Regions from separate parts of the Homo sapiens genome. Here region 2 is linked to region 1. The links are chromatin loops, found by intact Hi-C in ENCODE. Cell type or tissue: natural killer cell. All regions are shown on one strand. Links, peaks and the distances in the headings refer to the core of each region. The heading gives the core; the rest is flanking DNA.

What was found. Hi-C counts contacts between places; a loop is a spot of excess contacts. Peaks named below come from ENCODE experiments on the same cell type or tissue, not always from the same donor. Only the 100,000 strongest peaks of a DNase experiment are listed, where the experiment ranks them.
Region 2: a loop joins it to region 1, with 8 times the contacts of the local background. A loop is called at or near these places in 6 of 110 quality-filtered maps.

Annotation. Positions count from the first base shown.
Region 1 is chr7:116,928,235-116,932,631 of GRCh38, reverse strand. No RefSeq gene overlaps it. Among named protein-coding and RNA genes, the nearest start is that of ST7, 23 kb to the left of the region's middle. RefSeq lists a silencer at 3,443-3,737. In natural killer cell, for the core only: CTCF peaks have their summits at 1,841 and 2,046 (motif pointing left); a DNase peak (open chromatin) is centred at 2,001.
Region 2 is chr7:118,151,211-118,155,607 of GRCh38, reverse strand. It overlaps LOC105375470 (a long non-coding RNA gene), which reads left to right. Exons shown (of 4, transcript XR_927904.3): 3 at 40-176; 4 at 2,289-4,259. Among named protein-coding and RNA genes, the nearest start is that of LSM8, 31 kb to the left of the region's middle. In natural killer cell, for the core only: CTCF peaks have their summits at 1,674 and 1,876 (motif pointing right); a DNase peak (open chromatin) is centred at 1,857.

The DNA.
Region 1 (4,397 bases), core at 118-4,117:
GCCTGTAATCCCAGCACTCTGGGGGGCCAATGCAGGTGGATCACCAAGTTTGAGACCAGTCCGGCCAACATGGTGAAACCCCATGTCTACTAAAATACAAAACTTAAGCTGGGCGTGGTGGCACATGCCTGTAATCCCAGCTGCTCGAGAGACTGAGGCAGGAGAATCGCTTGAACCCAGTAGGTGGAGGCTGCAGTGAGCCGAGATGGCGCCACTGCACTCATGCCTAAGCGACAGAGTAAGACTCTGTCTCAAATAGAAAAAAAAAAAAAAAGAAAGAAAGAAAAGAAAAAAGAAAGAGAGCTCAAAAAATTCTAACTAGAGAGTTCGGTCAAGGTGAGAATCTTTGCGAATTTGGCCCATGGGCCATACATAGATTGTTGACCCTAGTTTAAGCCACTGTTAGGTGCTGAAAGTGCAACTGAGTGCACAAGAGTAAGGGGGAAGGGGCAGGACCCTCCACATCAGCCAGCTGTCTTGTTTTATCTGCCATTCTTTCTACCTTTACCCTGAGAAGGCCATTTAGAGACCTCATTAGCAAGGATGTGAGGGGTTTTAAGCAGGAAAGGAAAACGACAAGACTTGCATTATAAAAAGATACTCTTAGGCCAGAGCGGTGGCTCAGGCCTGTAATCCCAGCACTTTGGGAGGCCAAGGTGGGTGGATCGCTTCAGGCCAGGAGTTTGAGACCAGCCTGGCCAATGTGACGAAACCTCCTCTATTTTGTAAAAATTAGCCTGGCGTGGTGGTGCATGGAGGTAATCCCAGCTACTCGGGAGGCTGAAGCAGGAGAATCGCTTGAACCCGTGAGGCGGAGGTTGCAGTGAGCCGAGATTGCACCACTGCACTCCAGCCTGGGCAACAGAGCGAGACTCTGCCTCAAAAAAAAAAAAAAAAAAAAAAAAAAAAAGAAAAGAAAAAGAAATAAAATAATTAAATAAAAATCAAAATCACTCCTCTGTAACTAGATAGGAAATGGATTGGAGGGAAATGAGAGTAGATGCCGAACAAATGAACAAAAAAGTTAGATTATTCCCACAGTCTAGGCAGTTTGTATTAGGGTGATAGCACTAGGAATAGAGAGAAGTGGACTTACTTGAGATGTATTTTGGAAGTAAAATGGACAGAACTCGCTGTCAATTGAATGTGGTTAGTGAAAGAAAGAAAGGAATTGAGAGAAATGCCAAGAGTTCTGGCTGATTCAGCCAAGCCCACCGCCGCCTCGGCCTTTGCAGAAGCTGGTTCCTTGTGGGGAATACTGTCCCCCGCGTTTTCTGACTCCTGCTTCCTTCTCATCTTGGTTTTCATGCCATCTCTTTACAGAGGACTTTACCCTATTTTCTTTATACCTTTATCCCTATCTGGCATTTTTTGCTGTTGTTGACTTATGTAGTGCCTCTCTCTCTCTCTCTAGTGACTAAGGCCCTTTTCACTGTCTAATTCACTGCTGTGTTTATCAAGTACCTAGAATAGTGTCTGCAACCAGGAAGAGTTGGAGGAAAGTTTGTTAAAAGACGAGTTGTGCTGAAAATAATTTAACAGTGGAGGTCTGAAACAGTTTTTTTGTGTGAAATCTGTGAACATTATTCAGGTCAAGAGATAGTGGATTATAGGGGCCATGAACTCTAATTGTATGAAGACTGCGTGTTGTGAGAGAAGACAGAGAGAAAAATGGCAATGTGCAGACACGAATGCACTTTTCTGAGAAAAGAGATCATAGCTCGCTTCACATTTGCAGATGAGTCCCTAACTTCAAAGACAGCCAAGAATCCTTGTGTTCTTGGCTTGAATATAGTCAAACTTTTCTACAAGTGTTAGCCGGTAATAAATACCCTAACTTATCACTATTTCCGCTTCCTAAAGTTTCTTTTCCAGACCAGCAGTGCCCTTCTGCTGAGTAATAGCCGAACCTTGAGCAGCGGAGATGCTCCAAGGGATGGGACACAGGATGTCCTGGACTCGTTTCTCCGCGCGGCATCTACCTATACTGCGATTAGCTTGAAATGGGAACAGTGCCACCTGCTGGCGCCTCTTGGAAACTGCAGTCTTGTCCATTCCTGTCGTTAATTTCGGAAACAGGATCTCATCCCACTCAAACACATGCTCAGAAACACAAACCATTTTCCCTTTTAAGCAGAATTTTTAAACACTAAGCGAGACACATAATGATAACATCTCTGAACACAAAAGATGCCAAACACAAAATTAAAAGATAAAAGGCAGGCCTGGTGCGACGGCTCACACCTGCAATCCCAGCACTTTGGGAGGCCAGGGAGGGAGGATTGCTTGAACCCAGGGGTTTGAGACCAGCCTGGGCAACATGGCGAGACCCTGTCTCTGTGAAAAATAAAAATAGCCGGGTGTGGTGGCGCGAGTCTGTAGTCCTAGCTACTCAGGAGGCTGAGGCAGGACGATCACTTGAACCCAGGAATTTGAGGCTGCAGTGAGCTATGATCGTGCCACTGCACTCCAGCCTGGCAACAAAGCGAGATTCCAGAGAGAGACAGAGCGCGAGCAGATGGAGAGAGAAAAAAAGTTTGCAACCATTTCTAAGGGGCTCTCCCATGAATATTCTTCTGTAGAATATTTAACATATTCTGTGGCCAGAATATATTAAATGTGTGGGGAGGAAAAATCTGTCAGTCTTTTCCTTTATGATTTCTGAGTTTTGTTGACTTTACAGGAAGGTTTTTCTGTAACTCATTATTAGTTCCAAAATGTTCACTATTTGGTTTGGCCAGATCTTCAAGCCCATATGATTTTTTTTTTTTTTTTTAAATATCAGACAGGATGAGGTGCAGAGTGAGCACCTAAGTTTTTTTTTTTTTTTTGAGACGGCGTCTCGCACTGTTGCCCGGGCTGGAGTGCAGTGGCGCAATCTCCGCTCACTGCAACCTCCCAGGTTCAAGCGATTCTCCTTGCCTCAGCCTCCCAAGTAGCTGGGATTACAGGTGCCTGCTGCCACGCCCGGCTAAGTTTTTTGTATTTTTAGTAGAGATGTGGTTTCACTATGCTGGCCAGGCCAGGCTGATCTCGAACTCCTGACCTCATGATCCGCCCGCCTCAGCCTCCCGAAGTACTGGGATTACAGGCATGAGCCACCGCTCCTGGCTGAGGATCTAAGTTTTAAGATTAGGTTAAGCTGCAGATGACAACAAACAAAATAGCAGAGGCTTAAACAAGATAGAAGTTTGTTTCTCAGGTAAAAAGCCAGGTACATGATTTGAGCTGGTATTGTGTTTCAAAGTGTGAGGGAGAGTGTTCAGTTCCATTTGTGCCTAGACCTGATGGCTCAAGACGGTGGCATCAGAGTTTCAAAGAGCAGGATGGAGGAAGAGAGAATAAAAGGGGAGTACACAGGTTCTGACCCTGAGGGCAAATCCCAGGAGTTGCCCTACAACGCTTTCATTTATCCCATTAGCCAGAACTTAGTCACATAACTAAAAATAAATATTGAAGGGGCAACCACCAATTTCCACCACAGATTACCGCCTTTGATTTATGTGAACACATCCTTCTAGTTACACACAGAGTAGTATATTTACCCCCCCCCCAAGGACCCATCCCTCACTACAGTCAGCTCCAAGTCCAAGATAGCAGGGTGAATACACAATTCTCATCACCAAAAACAAATGCATCTCATCGTCCAGCAAACTATAAATTAGAAGATGTTAAGTGCCCTAACACTCTTAATATACAACGTAGGAACAGAATAATTGCAATTCAGAAATGAAACAAGGTTTCCCTACTCTGGTAGTGGTTTTATGGCTTAGTTCATGAGGTAGCCCCTGATTCCGCTCTCTGAGGAAAACTCCTTGTGCGTCATTCCCAGGGAAGGTTCTTCATTGTCCATTATCTTTCCTGGCTATGACTGGGGCTGCACAGCTTTCAGAGTTCACTGTTGTTGATTAGGGTGGCCACACATAGCAGTTTGTCCAGAATAGTTCCTATTTACACCTGTTATTTCAATGTAATAATTAAGAGCTCTCCATTCTCTCAAAAATATTGCAGTTTGGCTAACACATTACATAATTGCTCTATTCCAAAATTCAATTCACAAGGAACTGCCAACAACCACATAAGCTTGGAAGAGGAATCCAAGCCTCAGATGAGATTGCAGCCTCAGACATCACCTTGATTTCAGCCTCGCGGAACCATGAACAGAGGACACAGCTGACATGTGCCTGAACCCATGAGAACTGTGAGATAATAAGGTTGCATTATTTTAAGACCTAACTTTGTGACCACTTGTTATACAGCAATAGAAAATGAATATATTTTCTATGACAGTGGGCTTGGGGGAAGGGCAATACACTTATTCTCATCTCTACCTTTAACCTTCTCCTGGGTAATGTTATCACTTTGGACCTACAGTCCACAAATTACAAGTGAGAGAA
Region 2 (4,397 bases), core at 223-4,222, 1.2 Mb before region 1:
GAAGGAAAGTTAGATGTTATTATTTGAATTTTTTGAAAGGGTTGCTGCTTTTTAAGAGATGAAAAGATCCAAGGTGTGACACAGAATGGATGACTGGAGTGGAAAAAATGAAAATGTCATTGGAATATGGAAGTAAAGAAACTGAGAAGCTGAGAGTTTTTGCATCATCCAGTCAGGTATGGAAATCACCAAGGATAAAGGAAGGAACTGGGTTAGAATGGAAGACCTTTTGCCAGGAATGGAAGACTTCAGTAAATGAAGAGATTTGACTAGGATGTTGGCAGAAGATAGTGAGAAGGTCTAAGAAAGGGTGGTATATCCAGATGACATAAACATCAAAAGAACGGTGATTTTTGCAGGAGGGAAGGGGTGAAATAATTTGAAAGTAGCAATGGGAGAGAGCAAGGAATGCACCTACCTCCAATCCTGGCCCTGACATTCTCTCAGGGACCAGATAGGTTTCAACTAAGGTAAGGCAAGGAGATGATGGGAAAATGAGGGAAAGGGGACTGGACTGCTGAACACAGATGAGAGTCACATGAAACACTAGAAGGGTTTATTTAGGGAGGGGGAGAAGTGGAGAGAATAACAGTTTGTGGATTATGATTTTATGAGAAAAAGAAGGACTTAGAGAGGCTGGAACTTCTGCAGATTAGTGAGCTACACAGGGATGTGAAGCATGATTGGCTTGAACCTGGTAGTCTCATCTTGTCATCCTCTTAGTGGTGTGTGCAGCCTAAGGCATTAAATTATGGTGCAGCCTCTGGGCTAATAGTTACTCTCTCAACAGTGGAGAGTTCTACATAATTTGCCATAATTAGATACATTACCTTAGAGAAAGTGCTAAACCCTTCAAAATCCCAGTTGCTTAATCTATGCAATGAGGAACTGATCTAAATTTCCTAAACTTCTTTAGACATGTTAAGGATCTGACATTGAAAAAGTGAGGTTATGCCACTGGTAAGTTTGCAGTATTAAAAATAAATATTCATCTTTCAAATCAATGTATCAGGAGCTAATATTAGGAAGAAAGAGAACTATCTGAGTGTTTATGCATCTGCTGCATTTGACTTCAAACTGTGTTAATGATCTCAACAAAATAGGTAAGTGAAAGAACAATTCAGCATATTTTAGAGACATTTGGTTATGCCTTCCTGCTAAAGCAAATACATTTTGTAACTCATAAATATGAATTAATTTATGACCTCTCAAACGCTAAATAGTAAAGTTGAAATTGAATTGCCAACCTTATCTCGCACCTTCCTTCTATTCTGTTGGACCCCTATCCAACTGATGTATCAGTTCAGTCAATGCTGTAACCACACTAATAGCCTGCTGCACAAAACTGCCTATTTCAATCCAAATAGTGGAACAACTTTGGGCTGAATCCAACAATGAATCCTGCTCTCTGGGGAGCTTTTCTTTAGGTCTTCTTATTTCTCTGAGTTCTGTGTCTTGGCAGGTGTTTTGTTGAATGGTTTAGATTCTTCAGGGAGAGAGGTAACTGAGGGAAAAAGCAGGAAAGGCTGAGCTTGATTAGGAAAGGATATTGTATAAAATCAAAGGGGGATAATTTAGACATTACATCGGTATATATTCACTCATTTGCAAAAAAAAAAAAAATTATATATGGGAGGTAAAAGCCTGATACAGGTGAATTAATTTCACTAAGCAAAGAGTCAAAAATTGGAATATTTCAGCAGTTGAAAAATATATTTGCACATATATGAAAGGAGTTCTGAAGTTTCTTTATCTTATGACAGTGAATGTAATTTTGCATTTTTGTATTTGAGAAATACGGCTTGTTAGCTTATTTCATCCTAGATATTGTACCTGTAGTTTGGGTAATTAGCCACTAGATGGCAGGGCCGTGATGTGAATAAAGGTTACAAAACAATACATGGGTATTCTGTACTCTTAGATAATTTAAAAAGCCAACACGTGGAATTCCTCCCAACACAGTTTAAAAGTAGAAGATGAGCACATATTATGTATTAGGATATTTGCAAGCACTGGAGATGCAAATTACATGATCTCTGTCACCAAAGAGATGCTAGTTTTATAGCCAAAAATATGTATGCTATATTTGTGTTTCTTAAAGCACTATAATTAAATGTGATAAATGTTATTATAGATTTATTTATTTCAAAGTATAATGGGAACATAGGGACTGTTATAATGAATTTAGACTGCAACTTATCTTTAATTGTGGATAAAGTGGCAATATAAAATTACAGAAACATTTTCAAAAAACTAAAATTAACTCTAATTTTTTACTTCATATCCAGTGTTTCTCAATCGGGAAAGAATTTGCCTCCCAGAGGACATTTGGCAATGTCTGGAGCTACTTCTGTTTGTCACAATTAGGGTAAGGGTGCCACTGGCATCTAGTAGGGGGAGGTCTGGGATGCTGCTAAACAGCCTACAATGCACAAGACATGCTTCCACTATTAAAAAAAAATTATCTGGCCCAAAATGTCATAGTGCCAGGATATTATAAATATAGGCAAAGGTGTTCAGAGGTTTAAAACTGAACAAGAGGACATCAGTAAAAGTTCAGTGTTGCAGAATGGGTTAAGATTGGAACATGAAAACAAAAGTTTTTGTCCCAAGATCAGGAGCAGATGAGGTCTAGTGGTTGGAAAGCAAGACTGGAAATGACACCTTGGACTAAGGATATTTGGGCAAGCCCACATAACAGCATTTGAATATGCAACAGTTAGAGCTGGGACAATGAAAGCTTGATTTTGGTCTTGGCAAATAAGGGCTAGAGAGTGTGGAGCTGTGGCCAGAGTCAATTCTGTGGGGACAAGTAGAAAAGGGTTTGGATCTTAGCTTGTGCCTATACTAGCTGAGCAACTCATTTTACCTTGTAGGGTTTCCTTCCTTTAAGGTGGGAAAACTTGTTAAAAGGATTAGAAATGTATGTTAAATACCCAGGACATAAATGCTCAGTAAATGATATTGAACATTATTGAGATACTGTTGAAGCTCTAATTATACCTCTCTTTCCATGATTGTCTTTGCCCCCTTTTGGAAAATTAGTCAGGGTACAACTATATTGCATAACATGGAAAATAGAAAAACATATGAACTGTGGGATGGGAAAGGAAAAGTGAACGACAACAGACAAAACATTTGCAAGACATCCTTAGGCAAAATATTGAAAGCTGAGTCAGAATCACCAAGATCTCTGAACAACATTCCTCTGTTAGGAAGAGAAAGCAGATATTTCCATGAGAATGTGAGGGGGATGAGGAGAGTGGAGTATGCTGCTGTGATCAATTATCCAAACACAACCTGGTTAAATCCAACTCTCTGTGGCTCCTGCATCCACACAGCTGCATGTTATGCAGCACACAATGAGGCTGACTGCTTCCACTTGCACTCATGACCACTGTCCTCCAATGTCCTTAGTACTGTGCTGCAATGATGTTATATATCCCCAATCCATGCTCTCCTAGTTGATACTTCGTACTTTTTCAACCTCTTTGCAAACCTCCAACACCTCTTTTACCATAATCACTGTTAGCTAATGACCTTGATACCTATTTGACTGTCAGAATGGAAGTCTTTAGGAAGAACTTCCATAAACTCTCCCACCTCATCTACTTAACTCCTACATCTGTGTCCATTCACTCTACCTTCTTTCCTGCTATGAAGAATTAGCTTGAACTGTTCATACTGTTAGCTAAGACCAACCCCTCATTGATGCACTATAAAGGCATCCCTTTACACCCACTAAAGCATGACTCTAGCAATTCTCAACATTCTCTTCGACCAGAATCATTCTCTTTTGGATCATTCCCGTCAGCCTAATGTCATTTCTCTCACCTTAAAAAAAAAAAAAAGAAAAGTTTTACTGTGCCAATTTCATTTCATTTTGCTTCTTCCCTTCAATACAAAAGCCTTGAATTCTCTGTAGTGACAGGCTCTACTTTCTCTACTCAAGAGAGCGCTCATTCTCTATCTTAATCCATTAGGCTTTCACCACCACTGTTTTGCAAAACTGCTCTTACCAAGACCATCAGTGCAATTTGTATTAGTAAATCTAATAGCTCTCAAACCTCATCTTCCTTGAACTGTATGGAATTTGACAGTCAGATACATTCTCCTCCTTAAAATGCTTTCTTTACAGTTGACCTTCCATATCCACGGGTTCTACATCTAATACATCTGGGATTCAATGAAGCCCAGATCAGAAATATTTAAAAAATAGGCTAGGTGTGGTGGCCCACGCCTGTAATCCCAGCACTTTGGGAGGCACGAATTGTGTGGATCACTTGAGGTCAAGAGTTCAAAACCAGCCTCACCAACATGGTGAAACCGCATCTCTACTAAAAATACAAAAATTAGCCGGGCACGGTAGCGCACACCTGTAGTCCCAGCTACTCAGG